Regions from separate parts of the Mus musculus genome. Here region 1 is linked to region 2. A link is a loop called in an ENCODE intact Hi-C map of the cell type or tissue named here. Cell type or tissue: heart. All regions are shown on one strand. Links, peaks and the distances in the headings refer to the core of each region. The heading gives the core; the rest is flanking DNA.

Region 1 (5,000 bases), core at 1-5,000, 340 kb after region 2:
AAGTAGGAGGTGTGCGCATGCACTGCTCGTGAGATGCCAAATGAAACACGGAGTACGCACATAGTCCATACAGTTGGCTTATTGTCATCAACAGATCAGTGCAGGAAAAACTGAAAACAGAGGCAAGGAGAGGTAGTTTACAGATGGTGGCCTCTTTCTCCATATGGAATGTAAAAGTACACAGAAACTAAGTAACTTCCCAAGATTACTAGGAAAAAAAACTCTCAGGAAATTCAATGCTGAGTCCACACCTCTGTATGTAGTACACAGGCAACTTTGAAAAATGAAAGGCAGGAAATCTGGAAGTGGGGGAGAATAAACGTGGAAGAAGGCAGAATTCTACCCCCAATAAAATCGTAAAAGGAGGCAAAAGAACAAGCCTGGTCCCTAATCAGCTGAGGTCCAGGATGTGTCCACTAAGGCCAAGAAAGGGACCAGGAGGTAAAGACTGGCAAGCAGACAGACACAGGTGCAGTGAGACGTGCGGAGAAAACCGCTGCACAACACGCTATTTGTCAGGTGGTGGCGGCGCAGATCTTTAATCTCAACGCTGGGGAGGCAGAGGCAGGTGAATCTTTTGAGTTTGAGACCAGCCTGGTCTACAGAGTGAGTTTGAGGCCAGCCAGGGCTACACAGAGAAACCCTGTCTCAAAAAACAAAACAAAACAAAACAAAACAAACCCCAAAGAAAAATCTAGGAGAAAATAATGTAGACAGAGAGTAAACTTCAATACGGAGAGTTAACATTTACTGTTCCTACTACTGAGGACGACCTGAAGATTCCATGACCAGTATTGATTTGTTGATTTTCTGAGGTTTGAGTATGAAGCATGTGCTGGGTGGCTGAGGTCCAGGACGCAGTTGCTTACTGAGGGAGGGAGGGAGGGAGGGAGGGAGGGGAGGAGGAGGGGGAAGGAGGGGGGAGAAGAGAGGGAGAAGAGAGGGGAGGAGAGGGAGAGAGGGGGACAGGCTGGGAGGCTGGGCCTGCATCTCTGCTGCAACTTCTCCCTGTGCCCATTGACCAAGGTAAGAAGCAGGGCTGCTCTGAGAGACTAAGCAAATGATGCTGGTTCTCAAGTGAGGGGCCAGTCACTACTGCGTTCAGTAGCAGCATCTGAAGGTGGCTTATGGGGCACTTAAATTCTATAGCACTATTTGTTAAGGACAATATATACAAAAGTCTTTGGAATGCCATAGGCACACTATAAATCAAAATACTGAAAACATGTGACCTTACATGAAAACACCTGTTTTCCATGTATGTCTTCTGGTACTTTCAACATGCTTCAGAATAAAAGGAAAAATAACTTAGATCCAAAATATAAGACACTTCCTCTTTGCTAGACCAAGTCAAGACAAGGAGGCTGTGAAGGGGCTCAGAACGTGACGCTTACAAGCTTGGAGATTTGATATCCAAAACCCAAGCAAAGATGGAAGGAAAAGATGCATTCCACAAAGTGGTCCTACCAACTGCACACGCACACTCTGACATGCACAGGCCTGCATACACATCTCCCCCGCCCCCAACTCTCCCACCCTTCCCCTCCCACACACACAAGGACAACCCATAGGCAGGTCAAGGCGGACAGCAGACTGCCTCGTGCTCACCTTGTAGCACCTGTATTTATACAGGACCACCAGGAGGATGGTCATAATGACAATGACACTGATCATGATGGCCGCATTCAGGATCGAGTGCAGGGCTCTTTGGCCTACAGTCTCAGTGTCTTCTGTGAATGGGGTGTAGATTCTACAGAGGGAAACAAAACACCAGAGTGTTAATGCATATGTCAAACAGCACACTCTTAAAACTGTAATTCACTGTGAGGTCTGCGGTTTAATGAGTCTTTTAGAAGGTGCCTTTTGCAGGTCATCAGTCAACCAAGGATATTTTTATTTGGTTGGTTAGTTTTTGACACAGAATCTAATAAGAAACCCCAAGCTAGCTTGGAACTCACCATGTAGCCCAGGCTGTACTTGAACACGTGATCTTCCTGCCTTTGAATTCCAAGTGTGGAGATTGTGGTCTGTACCACCCTAGCTCTAGGTAATATTTTTTTTTAAATGGTTTTAGAGCTTTGTTGTAGAAATGCAGGGGAAAGAGAGAAGGTAGAAAGAGAGAGAGAGGCCGGCCATGGCCATGTGGAGAGAGAGGGGAAGGGAGAGAGAGAAGGAGGGCTAGAGAGTAAGAAAGGTGAGGGCTAAAGAGAGGGAGGAGGGGTGAAGCAGCACTCAAATAATATTTTTAAATGTAGGCATATATTTTTATTTTAAATTGTGTGTGTGTGCATTGCGTGAATGTGGGCAGATGTTCATGAAGGGCAGAGGCACCCAATCCCTGAAGCTGGTTATGAGCTCTCTGACGTGGGTGTTATGGACCCCTCAGTACATCCACAAGAGTGGTGCACCCTCTTAACTGCTAAACCATTTCTCCAACCCTGTACCCAATAGTTTTTAGCTTAAGAAAAATAGCTATCCTCTAAAATAACGTCTTCTGAGTAAGAGGAAATAGACTATGAAGAGATGAACTCACAGGTAGGCACTGGCTCCATCTAGTGGATGCTTTGTTCTGAAATAATGATCTCACCCAAGGTTTTCTCCATAGCTTAATAGACTCTGTTAAATAACCAGATGCTGCCACAGTAACTACTAAGGCTGGACAACAGTTATTAGAGAGAGGTCACAGGGTTTAAGCAATGGTTTTTTATCTCTAGGGTGACCATTATTGGAGTTGTCTTCTCGTATTTCATTTACATAAAAATACCTTTTTTAAAAATATTTATTTTATTTATATGAGTACACTGTAGCTGTCTTCAGACACACCAGAAGAGTGCATCAGATCCCATTACAGAAGGATGTGAGCCACCATGTGGTTGCTGGGAATTGAACTCAGGACCTCTAGAGGAGCAGTCAGTGCTCTTAACTGCTGAGCCATCTCGACAGCCCCACATAAAAATGCCTTAATTCCAAGTGCCAAGGCTTCCAGCACAATGACCTTACTTCTGCCCTTACAGCAGGTGTGGCCATGAGACTGCATAGTGACCAAGGAACTCTGAACAAGCTATAGAGGTAGTTCCTGCAGGGAGTGCTCTCGGCTACATGATGCCTATGTCCCCTTCTCAACTCCCTCCTGCTGTCAAATGAAAACTGAGGCTCTAGTCTGGACCCTAAGGAAATCTAGGACCTAAGCTGAAGAGAGGAGCACACATGCTTTGTGAATAAAAGACCCGGATACCAATCTGGACTGCCTACCCCTGCACTGCTCTGTGGGAGAAAGAGGAATGTCATTTGAGTTTCTATAACAGTCTCGTAAAACAGGGTATGGTGGCACACACCTGTAATCCTCACACTCAGGAGGCTGAGGCAGGATCAGAAAGTTGAGACTAGCCAAGACTACACAGTGGATTCCAGACTAGCCTGAGAAACAGTGAAAACAGGCTGTTATGAGAAATACTAGGATCTACTCCCAGTAGATGAAGGCAGTTGTCTTTAAAGACTTAACACACAAGCCAAGATAGGGACCATAGGAATGTGGTTGCTTTGCTGTGTCGCTCAGCCTGGCCTGGAATCTGCATCAGCACAAGATGGACTTGAGTTCCTGACTGACCCGTCTCACTGCCAAGTGATTAGGCATATGCCATCATGCTTGTGTCTCAATCACCACATGGTGGTCCCCCAAAGCCATGGTTCCTAAACCTCTAAACTTCCATGAGCCATTTGCTAAGTGCTAGGATTTCAGGCCCTGCTACCATGTCTGCTGGCTCACAAGTAAGAATTCAAAAGGTTAGAACTAAAACAACAACAACAACAAAACCAAGACATCACATCATCACTGCCATCATCCCCACTGCCTCTGGCCATCAGGAAAGATGGAAGATGGTCCACAGATCTTTGAGAGGATAACAACAAGCTACGAGGAAAAGCCACACCAGCCCAGAGAACGAAGCACTTATACATACAGCTGACCGTCCTTCCGGGTATAGAAGCTGACTGATTTGATGGTGGCCACGACGACGACCATGCAGAGGGTCACGGGGACAAAGAGCATGATGACATGCTTGGCTCCATATTTCAATGTCAGCTCTTCGTCTTCCTCCTCATCTTGTTCCACCACCTGTCTTGAGTTACTCTGGGGCCGCCCATTAGATATTGGCTCAGGGTTGTCAAGTCTCTGCCTGTCATGCTGCTGCTGCCGTTCTTGGCTGTCATTCTAAAGAACGAGAAATGCATTCAGTAAGCCGGACTCTCAGCACAAGGCATCCTGGAAGACATACACCTGGGATGTGTGGTAACGGCTCCACCAGGACTCCTTACAGACAGTGCTAATGTCTGGATTATTATTTACTGCTGTCCCCGAGGAAGCCAGGCCCTCCCTCCCGCTTACCTGGGTCCTGGCTCACTTCACCCCTCCTTCTATTCTCCTCCTCAGGCAACCATTCCCCCCTTTGGAGGCTTGGCTTAAATACTATATACTTGTACCAACACTTCTTCTTTATGATTTCTTTATTTTGTGTATAGGTGTTTTTCCTCCATACATTTCTATGCACCACACATACACCTATGTCTACAGAGGCCAGAAGAGGGCATCAGATGATCCCCTGGAACTGGAGTTAAAGATGGTTGTAAGCTGCCATGTAGGAATTGGGAATTGAACTTGGGTCCTCTGGAAGAGCAAGTGCTCTTAACCACCACAGAGCCAACTTTCCGCCTCCAAATGTTCTTCATGCAGCTACAAACTTAGTAATCTCATCTTTTCAAATTCATGAAGTACTCCCTACCTGATTTTAGTATTGTTGTTGTTATTTTAATTTTCCCAGACAAGGTTTCTCATGTATTCCAAGCTGTCCTGGCTATAGTCTCATTCTGTAGACCAGGCTGGCCTCGAACTCCAAGATCTACCTGCCTCTGCCTCCCGAGTGCTGGGACTCATTATTAATAGTACTTTAAAAAGCATATAGTGGTGTTCAAGATATCTCTCCATATTCTTTCTCACAACACCA
Region 2 (8,349 bases), core at 1,394-6,393:
CTAGCGCCCCCCCCCCTGCTGTGCCCCTGCTGTGTCTATGCTCACGTGTAGACATGACCTTGTCTTCTGGCCATGCTGCGTCTACATCCTCTAGTGTTTGCTGAATGGGTGTCTATAAGCTTCTCAGGAAATGCCAGGCATATTCTAACACCTCACAAGTATGAGTCCTTTACTGCTCGTAACAAAGCTGGAAGGTAGACATGACATCACGGACACAAGACCGTGACATGGCTAAGGAGATGAATGCCTATGACTCGTCTTTACTACCTCAGTGTGGGCGGGAAATGGACAATGCAGGAAGAAACTCTCTCTTCTCAGCAACCTGGGATGGTTGGTCACCCTATGAGCAATTCAAACTCCAAGGAATCAACCTTCCCATGGCCCCCTGAGATGATCCCAGGTAAGGAACCTTTGCTCTATAGATTTGGAAAGCACTAAATATTATTATAAACCTTCAAGTTAACTAGGTTACAGATCCAACTTTGGCTCGAGGCATTTAGGACTCCACAAGCTAAACCAAAATACTGTAACAGCCAACCTGAGGGTGACTGAGCAGGTAGGTCACAGCTTCCTCAAAGTACTCCAGGTGGATAATGTCCATGTCCTTAGGGAGGTCCTCGTAGTTGTTATAAGCCAGAGCCATGACGGCAAAGCCCTTCCCAGCCAGCAGACTCGCCCGATACTCCAGAAGGCCACTTCCAATTCCAAAAAGGTCTATGATTCCAGGAAAGGGTCCAGTTCCTTGGAAAGAAAGAAAGAAAGAAAAAAAAACCTACCACTCTCTTTCAGACTTAGTTTCCAAATGCCTTGGTATCTTATTCTTTAATGAAAGGGGGGCAGGAAGAAAGATGTGGAACATCCAAGTCTCTTTCTGTTTTTAAAAATACGCTTTGTTGGGTGGTGTATTCCTGGAGATCTAGGACCTTACCTTTCCTAAAACTGCCAGATGGGGGATCTGCCCTCCCTCGGTGGCCTAGACACAGTCCTGTGGGTGACCCAGGTGTTCTGAGGTCGGCAGCACAGGGTTAAATGTGGAGCAGCCCTGAGTGGCCAGCACCGGGACAGAGTGGCAAGGCACCATATGTTCTTGAACCAATGGCTCAGACTAAGTCTCTTTCCTATTTTGGCAACACAGCATCTTTTTTGGAACCTTGCATCTCAGAACTGGGTGGCTTGAGCGCCCAGGTTTTGTGATATCAAACCATCACTGGCCATCTTGGACTCCTCTGGAAAACAGATTCTCCTGCAAAGTCCACACTTTCTTTTTTTTGGGGGGGGGGAGGGGGTGTTCGAGACATGGTTTCTCTGTGTAGCCCTGGCTGTCCTGGAACTCACTCTGTAGACCAGGCTGGCCTCCAACTCAGAAATCCGCCTGCCTCTGCCTCCCAAATGCTGGGATTAAAGGCATGCGCCATCACTGCCGGACAAGTCCATACTTTCTGTGTCCAAGGCTTATCATTGTCAGTTGCCACCAACACCAACAAATGGCAGCTACATTTCTTCTACATTGGCTATAATCTCCTAGGATATTTTTTAATTGGTGTAAAATGCATTTATTTATTTAGAAACAGTGTCACATAGCCCAGGCTGGTCTCTATAACCTTGAACTTGACCCTCCTGCCTCTGCTTCCCCATTGCTGGGGTTGAAGGAAGGGGCTCCGGCATGCTAGAGAACCACGTGACTAACTAAGTTAAATGTAGCAGAGTGTTAACTTTGAAGACTCCAGATGGTTGCTTTTATTCCCAACTGGGTGATGTGCTTTGTATCCTGGGTCACACACCAAGGAATACATGGTAATTTACTGATCCTTGAAGTTGATGCCTTTCTTCTTTATATTACAGTGCTGTTAAATTCTGTAAAGCCCAGGAGCTAGGACTCTGTGTACCAATTACATGCCCAGGTTATGTATATTGTTTATAAATACAAAACTATTGATCTAAGAACACTGACATCTTACATTCCTGAATTTTTTTTTCACACACCAATATATCCTTCACACCAGCCCACCCTCCTCCACCACTACACTTGGATTCACCTCATTTTTGATGGTCTCAGAGCGTCTGGAAAGCTGGCTATAGATAGAAACACTTTATTCTCTCCTGGGCATCTGAGTTGTTTTCTTAGATACCACAAACACTCAGAATTTGAGCAAGAGAGTATCCTGGAGGTGGACCTGCTACATCAAAAGAACATTCTGGCAGCTTTTAAAAGTGAAGCTTTTGGAGTCGGGTGGTGGGGGCACGCTTTTAATCCCAGCTCTCAGGAGGCAGAGGCAGGCAGATCTCTGAGTTGGAGGCCAGCCTGGTCTACAGAGTGAGTTCCAGGACAGCCAGGGCTACACAGAGAAACCCTGTCTCGAAAAACAACAACCAAACAAACAAGTGAAGCCGGACCCAGGGGCTTGCATTGGTTCACTGAATACAATATGAAAGTCAGGGGATGATAGGAAAGGGACCCCAGGTCTCAGGGGCTGTGGGGCAGGGAGGAGAATGAGGACCGCCCAAAGGATTGTAAACTGCAATGAACAAGACAATGGTTTGTAAATGAAGCATTACAGGGTCCTTAGGAAAATCGACCTTTAAAAATAGTGGGTTTGGGGGGGGGGGTGTGGAGGTGGGTGTGGGTGGATAGATGCCTTAGTGGTTAAGAGCACTGGCAGCTCTTCCAGAGGACCTGAGTTCAATTTCCAGCAGCCACATGATGATAGCTCACAACCATATGTAATGATATCTGACTCCCTCTTCTGGTGTGTCTGAAGACAGCTACAGTGTACTTACATATAATAAAATAAATAAATAAATATTTTTTTTTTAAAAAGTGTTCTGATTGGGAGGCAAATTAGGCCTTTAGACTAAAAACTGAAAGGAAACACAGTTGCCTATGAGGCCTGTAATAATAACTTCCCACGGAAGAGAGACTTTTTATTATGGAAAACTTTGAGTTCTTGATTTCTTTGCTTGTTGCTATTTAAATATGTAAACAAGCAAACGCATTAAAGCATTTTAAAGTTTTTAACCAAAGAACCACAGTCTCGGTTTTCCACATCGCTTCCCTATCCTAGAGCTATATGACGGCAGACAAACTTGCAAAACTAAATTTTACCTATTCTATAAGTACTACTTTCTTAATCCTCAGACCCTCACTAAACTGCCATTTCTGTTGGCATTTTAAAGGGATATGAAACAGTTGACCAAATCCCCTGGAACAGCACTCTGAGATTCTCTGTACTTAAGTCTTTCTCAAAGCTGTGGCTCTTTTACCCTGGGAAAGAGTTACATCAAAATCACCTAAGAAACAAAACTCTCTGACAGGCCACACGCGCACTTTCAGATTCCAGATTCTGAGCGGTGGCGCCAAAGCCCTGCAAATCATAAAGTCACCCAGTGCTTGCGCTGACTTTGCCTGAAGGGCTGTTCTTGAGCAACAGATGTCAAACGCGAACCCCTGCACAACCACCCATAGGTCTTACTATCAGAGTGCAGATTTCTAGCTTACAGGGCTTTGGGGGAACTCGGATGCTCTAAGGTCCTAAACTCCTGCGGTGACCTTCATTCACTTCAGGACACGACTCACCTAGCCATGAACCCAAGTCCTTAAGGCTTTTCCAGGGAGCCCCCTGAAAAGTGTGGGAGACAGGGAAGAAGGGGCCCTTGCGCTGCACCCCTGAAGCATCCCGGGCTGCAAGCACAGGAGGGAAGGCTGCTCACCTGGGGGCAGGAAGAGCGTGGCGCGCACCCGGCCCTCGCGCACCGGCACGCGCCGAACCCCGGGGGCCATGAAGTGACGCTCGTGCACCGCCCGCGCCAGCCGCTGCCCGCCGTCGGGCTCGTGTCCGTCCAGCACCTCCAGCTCCACCACAAAGGGCGTCTGCACGTCGCGCTTGATCAGGCGCCAGAAAGGCCGATCGGGCTCCATGGCCCAGAGCAGCCCCATGGGCTCGAGCCCCGAGAAGCTGCCGCCCAGCGCGGGCGTGCGCGCCAGGTCCAGCTCGCCGTGGGAGTCCGCGCGGTAGCGCGCGTGGGCTCGGAAGAGCGCGCCCTTCTCGTCGCGCAGGACAGAGCGCAGCGTGACGGGCTGCTCCGGGGCCAGGCCGCGCACAGCGATGTGCACCGGCTGGTCACAAAGGCAACCACCCGCGGGCTCCAGGATCACAGTAGGTGCCATCCGGTTCGGGTTCTGGGTGGTAAATGCGTGCATTGGTTCTGATTGTGGCTCTGGCTTTGTGGCTTTTAGGCCTCCCTGGACTTGCTGTTACAGCTTAAAGTGTTCCTGGTTCTCTTAGAGAGAGCCTCTGTGATAAGCCCGTTAGCGTTTGTTAAGTACGGGAGATGCATAATGATTAATCTTGTCTTACAACTTGGTACGTGTTGAAATCGTGTTTAAAAAGAAAGATTGGGAAAGATACCGCTACAAAAGTCTGGATTGTGCCAAAGCATATCAGGGAACTGTCATTCTACTGATCCATGCCAAACAAGCCCTTATTCCCTTACTCTCCTTACGCCCCTTCCAAGCCTCTTTCTAGTCTTTGTGGAACCTGGAGCCACTTCTGCTGAAACCAGACTGATTCTGCTCCTTAATTACATTCCAGGTAGCGGTGCCGGTGGTGGTGGTTGTTTTGAGATAAGGTTTCCTCACTCTCAAGTTGACCTTGAATTTTCTATGTAGCTAAGGATGGCCTGAATTTCCTGCCCCCACCTTCCAAATGTTGGGAATCAGGGCCTGCCTGCACCACCAGCTCTGCGCTCGTCCGGTTCCTTGTCAAGATGTGTAACCATTTGTCCTTAACTGAAAAGGTTTCCTAGAATGAGTCAATGGGCAGGGAGTTGGTGTTTTCCAGCTCAGCTGAGAGAGAAAGTTCAAGCAAACTGGGTTTTTTGGAAAGGTTTCGTAAATAGACGTGTTACAAAAGCAAGGGCAACTGCTCTGTAGAAAGAGAGAGCAGGCATGTTAGAGTTGGGAATAGAGGGAGAAAAGGGCTTGCAGCTGGGCGAGAGACAGCTAAGTTGGGTCAGGGTTGGCAGGTAGACAGGCTTCTCCGAAGCTCCTTCCCCAAGAAAGACAAACAAGGCCTTGTGGCTCATTAACAGAGTCTTGCTTCTAATGGAGCTAATTGTAGCTGACTAAGTTTTAAGGGTGGCTTCTAAAAAAAAAAAAAAAAGAAAGAAAGAAACAAACCAAAAAACCCCAAAAAACAAAAACCCAAAACCAAAAAAAACATGACCTAATCCTATTCCAGACTGCACCTACTATAAGCTAAATATGAGGTAACCAAGAAAAACCACAGCTATGTCTTGGTAGCTGTGATAACTGTTAACTCTCCATAGACAGAAAAGGAAAAAGGCCCGTGGTCACGCTAGAGCTAATGACATAAGGCAGAACCAAAGAGAGGATAAATAACATGACTAGCCGACCCCAGAAAGCTCCAAGACTAGCCAGACCGTGCAAGGTTGGAGTAGTGCAACACTTACCAGCAGACAGACAAGGTCAAGAGCTAATAACGGCAGAAGTCAGAGATGGACAGAGAAGGGCTTCAACCAGCCCTAACCAGGCAAGCATAAACAGCTTTTGAGCTCCCTGATTGGACCAGGTGACTGTGCATAGACTATGTGCCTTCCAATGTTCAACTTTCCCATACTCAGATAATCTACCTCAGTGTTGGTCCACTGTCTGTGTTGAGTCCTATAAGAAGTCCCTAGATAAGCTCAAAGAATTTGATTTTCTTCTCTTGGGGAACCTCTCCGGAATTCTGCTTTCTGCTGTATTTCATCTTTATTCTGTCAGCTTTCTACCTGTAGTAATAAAATTATTCCTCAAGCGTTGTCAGTGAATTTCATTCTTCAAGTTTCTGATAAGTCAGGGAGACAGCCCCCCCCCCCACTCCCCATTGCCACAGCGCTGGTTGCACTCACAGGGACGCTCCTGCGTTTCCATTCTTTGTAACTCTTGAAGAAACATTCTCCCAAAGGTTGCAGTCAGGTAATTTCAAATATAGCCCATGGTCAATATATCAAATATATCAAATATATCCCATGGTCAATAGCCTCATGTCACTTTCCGAACTTTTTGTATTTGGTCCCTGGTGAATGTGTAAGCACCTCTGCTGGTTTTGGAAATTTGTGTAGCTGTAAAAATTTTTTCAAAAAATAGAGGTTCAGATCCCTCTTATGGTGGTTTAGTCACTCTTGGAGCTGAATTTTATCCTATCTTTTGGTGTTTTGTAGAGGAGGAGGCTCGAAGGTAGATAGCTTGTGGTAGCCTGGCTTGTGCTCTGTGTACTGAAAATGGCTCTTTAAAAGCCCTCACACAACTCTTTAAGGGAGATGTAAGAATCAGGTTTGCCTGCCTGTGACAAACCACCTGAGCTACCCAGCTTATTACTACAAGGGAGAAAGGCTTCTCTTAGCTCCTGGCTTCAGAGGCCCCAGTCTACAGCAGCTCGGCTTTATTGCCCTGGGTCTGTGGTCAGACAGAACACCATTACAGGACACCTGTGGCAGAGCAGAGCTGCCCCCTTCCTGGCAGCTGGAAGCAGAGGGGGAGGGGTGAAATCTCCTTCAAGGGCATGCTCCCTGTGGTCTGAACCTCTTCCATCAGGCCCTACCTCCTAAGGTCCGTATGACCTCCCAGTAGCGCCGCAGACTGGAAACCAAGTGTTTAGCATGTAGCCTTTGGAGGACTTTTGAGAGTCAAACATAACTGGAAGGTTGCCTTGTTCTAAGGATAATTAACTGAAATGGAAGGCAGGGTTTTTCAAAACGACCGATGCCCCTGTGTGCAAAGTCTTGTCATCCTAGTGACACATTGGTCCCACCCCTCTTGATTCCTCAAAACACTGATCTTTAACTCACCTGATTGGGTGCTCACCATGACCTTTCCCTTAGTTGCAGCTGATGCTCAGGCTGAGAGATTAAATGCTTCATGGACCACTGATTGCTTTTATAATTTTATTGAATGATCAATAAGCATTCCCACAGAACTGGGATATGGAACTGTCTCGGAGCCTTAGGAGACATGGATTTATAGAAACACATGACCGCGATCCACTACCGACAACATTCTTTCTCTCTGATATCTCTTCCTCTAACCACCTAGGGAATATTTAAGTATTTGGAAAATAATAAATATTTATTTGTGGGTTTTGTGTTTGTTTTTATTTTTGAAGCAGGGTCTCACCATGTGGTCCTTGATGGCCTAGAACATACAAACCGCGGTGGCCTCAAACTCACAGATTATTTTTTGTATTTACTAAAATGAGGTCATCTGCAGAGTTTTTCTCCAACTTCTCATAATTAAGGTCAAGAAAGCCTCCATATTCATGAAACAGAAGAACAGAACATCTAGCTCTGGTCCTATCTAAGGGCTGGGGTGTGTCTCAGCAGTACAGGATTTGGCTAGCAAGAACAAGCTATGTAGTCCATCTCTGGTACCAGTAGTAAGTAAAATAAGAAAAAAAGTCTTTAAAAATCATAGTCAAGCCAGGCATGGTGCCACATGCCTTTAATCCCAGTACTCGGGAGGCAGAGGCAGGCAGATTTCTGAGTTTGAGGCCAGCCTGGTCTACAAAGTGAGTTCCAGGACAGCCAGGGCTACACAGAGAAACCCTGTCTCAAAAAAAAAAAAAAAATCATAGTCAAGATCCTGTAAGAAGCTCTGCTCTCAAATTCAGACTGGCTATTGTGTCCTGCCTTTCTCCTGGAACACTTTACTAAATGGGATAATTGAATATTTCCTGTGGTTTCTGAGGTTGAAGTGTGTACTGGCTAGTTTTGTGTCAACTTGACACAGCTGGGGTTATCACAGAGAAAGGAGCTTCAGTTGAGGAAATGCCTCCATGAGATCCAACTCTAAGGCATTTTCTCAATTAGTGATCAAGGGGGAAAGGCCCCTTGTGGGTGGGACCATATCTGGGCTGGTAGTCTTGGGTTCTATAAGAGAGCAGGCTGAGCAAGCCAGGGGAGGCAAGCCAGTAAAGAACATCCCTCCGTGGCTTCTGCATCAGCTCCTGCTTTCTGACCTGCTTGAGTTCCAGTCCTGATTTCCTTTGGTGATGAACAGCAGTATGGAAGTGTAAGCCAAATAAACCCTTTCCTCCCCAACTTGCTTCTTGGTCATGATGTTTGTGCAGGAATAGAAACCCTGACTAAGACAAAGTGTAAAACATTCCAAGGTAAAATCCAAGGAGCATGCCCTCTGTCTTCCATACTGCTGTTCTTTACTGGCTTGCCTGCTTCCCCTGGCTTGCTCAGCCTACTCTCTTATAGAACCCAAGACTACCAGCCCAGAGATGGCACCACCACAAGGGGACCTCCCCCCTTGATCACTAATTGAGAAAATGCCTTGCAGTTGGA

Evidence for each region. A loop is a pair of places that touch in the nucleus more often than their neighbours do. Peaks named below come from ENCODE experiments on the same cell type or tissue, not always from the same donor. Only the 100,000 strongest peaks of a DNase experiment are listed, where the experiment ranks them.
Region 1: it touches region 2 in a loop (2.5-fold over the local background); 11 of 42 quality-filtered maps call a loop at or near these places.

Annotation. Positions count from the first base shown.
Region 1 is chr12:83,711,514-83,716,513 of GRCm38, reverse strand. Psen1 (presenilin 1) reads right to left here. Exons shown (of 12, transcript NM_001362271.1): 4 at 3,960-4,210; 5 at 1,609-1,750. Among named protein-coding and RNA genes, the nearest start is that of Psen1, 26 kb to the right of the region's middle. In heart, for the core only: a CTCF peak has its summit at 2,558 (motif pointing left); no DNase peak of the experiment used is centred there.
Region 2 is chr12:84,049,301-84,057,649 of GRCm38, reverse strand. Acot3 (acyl-CoA thioesterase 3) reads right to left here and starts at 5,506. Exons shown (of 4, transcript NM_001346701.1): 1 at 5,470-5,506; 2 at 3,709-4,177; 3 at 539-741. The coding sequence starts at 4,165. It overlaps Gm40474 (a long non-coding RNA gene), which reads left to right and starts at 3,873. Exons shown (of 3, transcript XR_872870.2): 1 at 3,873-4,154. In heart, for the core only: a CTCF peak has its summit at 3,343; no DNase peak of the experiment used is centred there; H3K4me3 peaks cover 1,217 bases; H3K27ac peaks cover 741 bases; H3K27me3 peaks cover 2,114 bases.